Linked DNA regions of Homo sapiens: region 1 is linked to region 2. Evidence: read pairs that join two places in POLR2A ChIA-PET (ENCODE). Cell type or tissue: GM12878. All regions are shown on one strand. Links, peaks and the distances in the headings refer to the core of each region. The heading gives the core; the rest is flanking DNA.

The links. ChIA-PET counts read pairs that join two places held together with the same protein. Peaks named below come from ENCODE experiments on the same cell type or tissue, not always from the same donor. Only the 100,000 strongest peaks of a DNase experiment are listed, where the experiment ranks them.
Region 1: POLR2A ChIA-PET joins it to region 2 with 16 read pairs; 1 of 35 experiments calls an interaction of 5 or more read pairs at or near these places.

The regions. Positions count from the first base shown.
Region 1 is chr20:23,114,205-23,117,117 of GRCh38, forward strand. No RefSeq gene overlaps it. Among named protein-coding and RNA genes, the nearest start is that of LINC00656, 17 kb to the right of the region's middle. RefSeq lists silencers at 2,598-2,667, 2,605-2,787. In GM12878, for the core only: no CTCF peak of the experiment used is centred there; a DNase peak (open chromatin) is centred at 1,727.
Region 2 is chr20:21,547,176-21,550,088 of GRCh38, forward strand. No RefSeq gene overlaps it. Among named protein-coding and RNA genes, the nearest start is that of BETALINC1, 19 kb to the left of the region's middle. In GM12878, for the core only: no CTCF peak of the experiment used is centred there; a DNase peak (open chromatin) is centred at 1,356.

The DNA.
Region 1 (2,913 bases), core at 259-2,758, 1.6 Mb after region 2:
TGAGCTTCTTCCTGCTCCCAGACCAGCCCTTCCCCACTCCCCCACAATCTAGAAGCTGTTCTGGAAGCCGCTGACTGCCTCTTGTCCTTGAGCAGACTTCCTGAGGTCTACACCACCTCTCTGGTTCCTGGAGCAAGGAAGGCAGGTGTTTGTGTCTTCTGGCCAAGGATTCTCAGGAACCAAGAGAAGGGATGGTAACTTTGACACTTCTGTTTTCAGAATTGCTCCTTGTTCTTCCCACCGCATTAGAGCATCGACTGCTGCTTCCTCCAGTGGGACCCATCCTGGTGCTGGCAGGTTGCTCCAAGTGTGGGCACCGACACATGCTGGGCAAACCAGCCCTTGAACCAAGAATTCCATTTGCTGAGTCTGAGAGGCCAGGTTCTCTTTGGAGTCTCAGTTGTAGCCTGTAACATTTGGGCTCTCATAGGCCATATTTCCCACCGCTGTCCTTAAATAGTACTTTAGTCAGATCAGATAACATTACCATACGCTCTAACTCTCCTGTAACTACTAAACCGAAACATTTACAAATATGATAAAACAAGCCTAGAACACCAGAATGGTTCAATTTAACACAGTGATGTAACACAACAACAAAAGGACAGTTCCTGGCTAACACCAAGTCTCAGCCTTCAGAGCGCCATGGGGCTCACAGTGTAGGTTCCCCCAATTCCGAATTACTGGGAAACTCCATTTGCCCAGCAGGGCACTGGGCCCATGCGGCCTTCATATGACAAGGAAGTATCATTTAACCTGAAGGACTGCTTCTGGGTCCTTTTTGTTTTTGTGTGGTTTTTTTTTTTTTCTTTTTTTCTTTTTTTGACAGAGTCTTGCTCTGTCTCCCAGGCTTGGGTGCAGTGGTGAGATCTCTGCTCACTGCAACCTCCGTCTCCTAGGTTCACGCAATTCTCCTGCCTCAGCCTCCTGAGTAGCTGGGATTACAAGTGCCTGCCACCATGCCCAGCTAATTTTTGTATTTTTAATAGAGACGGGTTTCACCATTTTGGCCAGGCTGGTTGTGAACTGCTGACCTCAAATGACCCTCTCACCTCAGCCTCCCAAAGTGTGGGGGTTACAGGCGTAAGCCACTGCACTTAGCCATGGTTTTATCTGCCACAAAGAAAACGGTTCTATTGGGCCCTCTAAATGGAAGCATGGGCTCCGAGAAGTCCCAGCCATTCTGAGTTGCGTAGCGGGCCTCCCAGTCCCATAGGCCTGACCCCTACCTCTTTTTCTTTATTGCCACCCAAAAATGTCCCATACATAACATAACTGCAGAAAGCTGATTATCCCAAAGGAGTCATCTGAAAACCTGAGTTCTGTAAAACACTGATCTAGACTTTTAGATTTCTTACTCTTTTTGAGGTTTTATCCTCTAACTTTTTCTTAACTATCGATGTCACCTGGAAAGTATTGTTTTTAATGCAACGTGTCATAATAATGAAACTAAAAACCATCAACTTATCTCTACTAATGTAATTTCAAATTCCAAATGAAAATAAAAGGCTATCCAAATTGATAAATTCTTCTCCAATAAATTAATTACTTATATTAATCTCATTAATTTGACTAGAACTCAGTTTTCTTTCAAAAAATGTCTGCGTCTTTATTGTTGCATAAGAGTGGTTGACTGTAGTCATTTCCCCAAAAGTTCCCCAGAATAAATATAAAAAACCCAGACTGAGTGAATTTCAACTTTCGAGTTCCATGAGGTTGTTCTCTTGGCTATGAGATAATTTGTAGTCAGGGCTATGGTACTTCTGAGAACCCACACAGATGCTGCAGCTCTAAACCCAAGAAGCAGCTGCAGTTTCTTTCTCACATGATTACATTTGAAGGTAATATTGTGCAATTTACAAAGAAGGGAAAGCTCAGAGAGGTTATGCAAGCCTCCCAAGGTCACACAGTGAATTTATAGGTTGGGTCAGGACTCAAGCTTAAGTCTCGGGATTCCTAGTTCAATGTTTTTACCTTGGCTAATTAAAGGCTGGACTGACAGAAGAAAATTATTTCGAACAAGCAGCTTTCCTTATTTCCAAAATCCTGCTTTGCTGCTGGAGCCCCCAGGAATGCATGGGAGGCTCACTGCGGATGCAGTTCCTGCCCCTCTTTTCACGCCAGCTCCACATCTTGAGTCACAGTCATGCCCACTTTCTCTGGCATCATAGGTCTTAAGCAACTTTTTCTACTCACGTACATGTTCATACCAGGGAAATTTTTTCCATGCATGCGTTAGCCTGCATATTTACCCGGAATGTGCCTGTTTTATCTTCTGAAGGCATCACAGCAGGGTGGTGAACAGTGTAGCCTCCAGGGCCCAGTGATCTGCTTCAAATCCTGGATCTGCCTCTTAAATGCTGTGTGACATTAGACAAGTGATTCAACGTGAATGCCAGGAAAGCCTGGGGTCACACTGTTCCCCAAGCTGTGGCTGTCAGCTTCCAAAGGCTCCAGCCTGTCTTTGGATAGAAGTGTCCAGTTAAGGATGCAAGTGAATGTGGCTTATCTGGAGAGGACCCAGGAGGCAGCCTTCAGGGGCAGGGCCGTGAAGCAGGGCAGGGTGGGAGGAGTCATGAGCTCAGTGGGTGCGTGAGCAGGTGGCCTCCACAAACAGCAGAGCTCCATCCTGCTGGGCACCGCTGAGCATGGTCTGGAACACACCTCAGAGTGGTCCCTGCAAGACAGATCCCCTCCAAATCAGGCTGCTGCTCTCTGTGTATCATCTCCCTCACTGGCCCACGACTCACCATCTGGCCTTGGGTTTTAGACCCTGGAGCTTTTTTCTAGTCTGTCTCTCCTGCTAGGTCGTGCATGAGTCACTCAGACCCAATGCCACACAGGGCAAGCTGTACTGGGCTTGGAGCAATCTCAGATCCAGACCAGACCTTTGGAAAATGGGTGACTTTGAAC
Region 2 (2,913 bases), core at 299-2,798:
ATGTTTACCAACAGATGAATGGATAAAGAAGTGTGGTATATAGACACGTACAATGAAATATGATTCAGCCTAAAGAAGAAACGAAATTCTGTCGCATGCTGCAACATAGATGAACCTTGAGGACATTATGCTAAGTGAAATACATCAGTTACTAAAAGACAAATACTGTATGACTCTGCTTATACGAGCTACCTAGAATGACGAATTCATAAAAACAGAAGGTAGAATGATGGTTGCCAGGGGCTGGGGAGGGAGAATGGGGAGCTGTTGTTCAGGGGGCACAAAGTTTCAGCTTTGCAAGATGAAAGACCTCTGGAGATCTGCACAATAATGTAGATATACTTAACCCTACAAACCGTACACTTAAAAATGGTTAAAATGGTAAATTTTTATGTTTTTTTTAAGCACAGTTAAAAATTTAAAAATGAAAAAAAACTTGATCAAGGGCAAAAAAAAAAAAAAAAAAAAAAAAGTAGTGCATTCATTCAGAGGTCTTATCCCAGAGTACGGTTCCCAGCCATGGTCTACTTCTGTGCCTTTAGTTCTGGAAGCCTTGCTTCCCAGTGAGAACAGAATCAGGAGACCCTTTGAAAGAAGAAAGTAAGACCGGGAGCAGTGGCTCACGCCTGTAATCTAAGCACTTTGGGAGGCCGAGGTGGGTGGATCATAAGGTCAAGAGATCCAGACCATCCTGGCCAACATGGAGAAACCCTGTCTCTACTAAAAATACAAAAATTAGCTGGGTGTGGTGGCACACACCTACAGTCCCAGCTACTATGGAGGCTGAGGCAGGAGAATCGCTTGAACCCGGGAGGTGGAGGGTGCAGTGAGCCGAGATCACGCCACTGCACTCCAGCCTGGCGACAGAGTGAGACTCCGTCTCAAAAAAAAAAAAAAAAAAAAAAAAAGGAGGAAAGTAAAGGAAAGTAAATAATATCTGGAGAAGATAGGGTTCCTGTCTTAGAAAAGCCCAAATGCAGCCTGTTGGTTGGAGCAGTTGAGTTAGTAAGCCACTCCACAGTGACCAGAAGACCTGCTTTATGCCATTTGTTTTAACTACGTTGCCGCGTAGGCACCCACTCAGCTGAGGGCCTTAAATGCCACCTGCAATAAAATAAAAACCTTACAGTTGCCAACCATTTCATCTGGTTTTGCCCTGAGAATCTGCAAATCCTCTTCCATTGGTCAGAAGTTTCACAGCTGAAGAGATAGGTAATATTCTTGATGAAGTCAGTTCAAGATCAAGACAATGGAAATTTCTTGCAACGACTTTCATCTTCTGTGTCTATTGGTCGCATAACTTAAGCGTGTTGGTATCTCTGTTAGTGGTGAAGTCGGCTGCAAACCACAAAACACCTGACTGCTACGGAAGATATTAACAGGGACTTTTTTCCTTCTGCATAACAGGAAGTCTTGAGTAGGTAGTCGAGGTTGGGTAGAGGACACTTCTGTTTCAATTCTACATCCCTAGGGCTTTGGAATATGAATGATTCATGTTGCCTTGTGGTGGCTAAATGGCTACCGTCCCCTGTCCCTGGAGGCCTCACAATTCTTTTCCAGGTAGGGAGAAGGGGGAGAAGGGTGGAGCACACTAAATGGCAAACAAATGTACCAGCTGAGTCTGTGTGTTCATCTGGAATGCAAAGCTTTTCTGGAAGCCTCTCCCAGCAGACATCTCGCTGGCCCAAACCAGAACCCTACCCTATGACCACTGCTAGCTGCAAAGTGGCTGGGGGACAAGAGGGTATTTTTGGAGTGGGCTTGCTCAGGCAGGTAACAAGGCTACTGAAGTTAGTCATTAAAACCTTCTTTTTTTTTTTTTTAGACAGATTCTCACTTTGTCACCCAGGCTGGAGTGCAGTGGTGTGATCTCTGCTCACTGCAACCTCTACCTGCTGGGTTCAAGCAATTGTCCTGCCTCAGCCTCCCGAGTAGCTGGGATTACAGGCGCCTGCCACCATGCCCGGCTAGTTTTTTTATTTTTAGTAGAGACGGGGTTTCACCATGTCTGCCAGGCTGGTCTTGAACTCCTGACCTCAAGTGATCTACCCTCCTTGGCCTCCCAAAGTGCTGGGATTACAAGTGTGAGCTACCACGCCCCGCCCATCAAAACCTTCTTAAAGGGGCACACATCCATATAATGCCCCCCAACTCCACACACCACTGTCTCTCCAGCAGTCACAAGCTGGAAATGGAGCTCCACCCTTGTGGCAGGGAATGCTTGTGCATAGGCCTCTGAACAGCCAGCCTATGCCTACCATCCACGTCCCAGGTCCTACTTCTAATAACTTCCTTTACAATGATAAATCCCTTAAAGATGGGAAAATTCTCATATCTCAATCTATTTGCAGGTATACCATACCTTGAATTTTGTTTGTGCTTAATATATATTTGCTGATTTTCTGAAGTGATTGAATTCTTTTCCTCTAAAGACAATTCCAGACTGTTCCAGGGGTGAACCTTGGGAATGGAGAATGGGAGCACTTCTTAGCTGGATCTTAGGAACATTGGAGTTTTCTACCAGATAACACTGAATGACATTATCTTTCTGTAAGTTCTCTGTTATGGCTGGTGCTTTAAGCTCATGCCTCTCCCTCCAGCCTCCATCTCTTGCTGGGTCTCTGTTGGCAGGTGTGTACCCAGGTACATCCAGTAGCTGAGTTGGTGACAGAAAGAACTGAAAAAACACAATCTCCAGCCTCCACATGATGAAAATCACAGGGTTGTTTAAATAGAGGGGGCTATTAATATAGATTTGTCCTTTTCTCCCTCCTTCTGCTTAATCATTGTCAGGAGGGCGGTAGAAAATAGTCTGCACACCAACAAGGCTCTGGAATAACTAATTGAATACTATAAACTTCCACCCAGGATTACAAGGAGGGACAGTTGCCTCTCCAGGGTGCTCATTTTGTT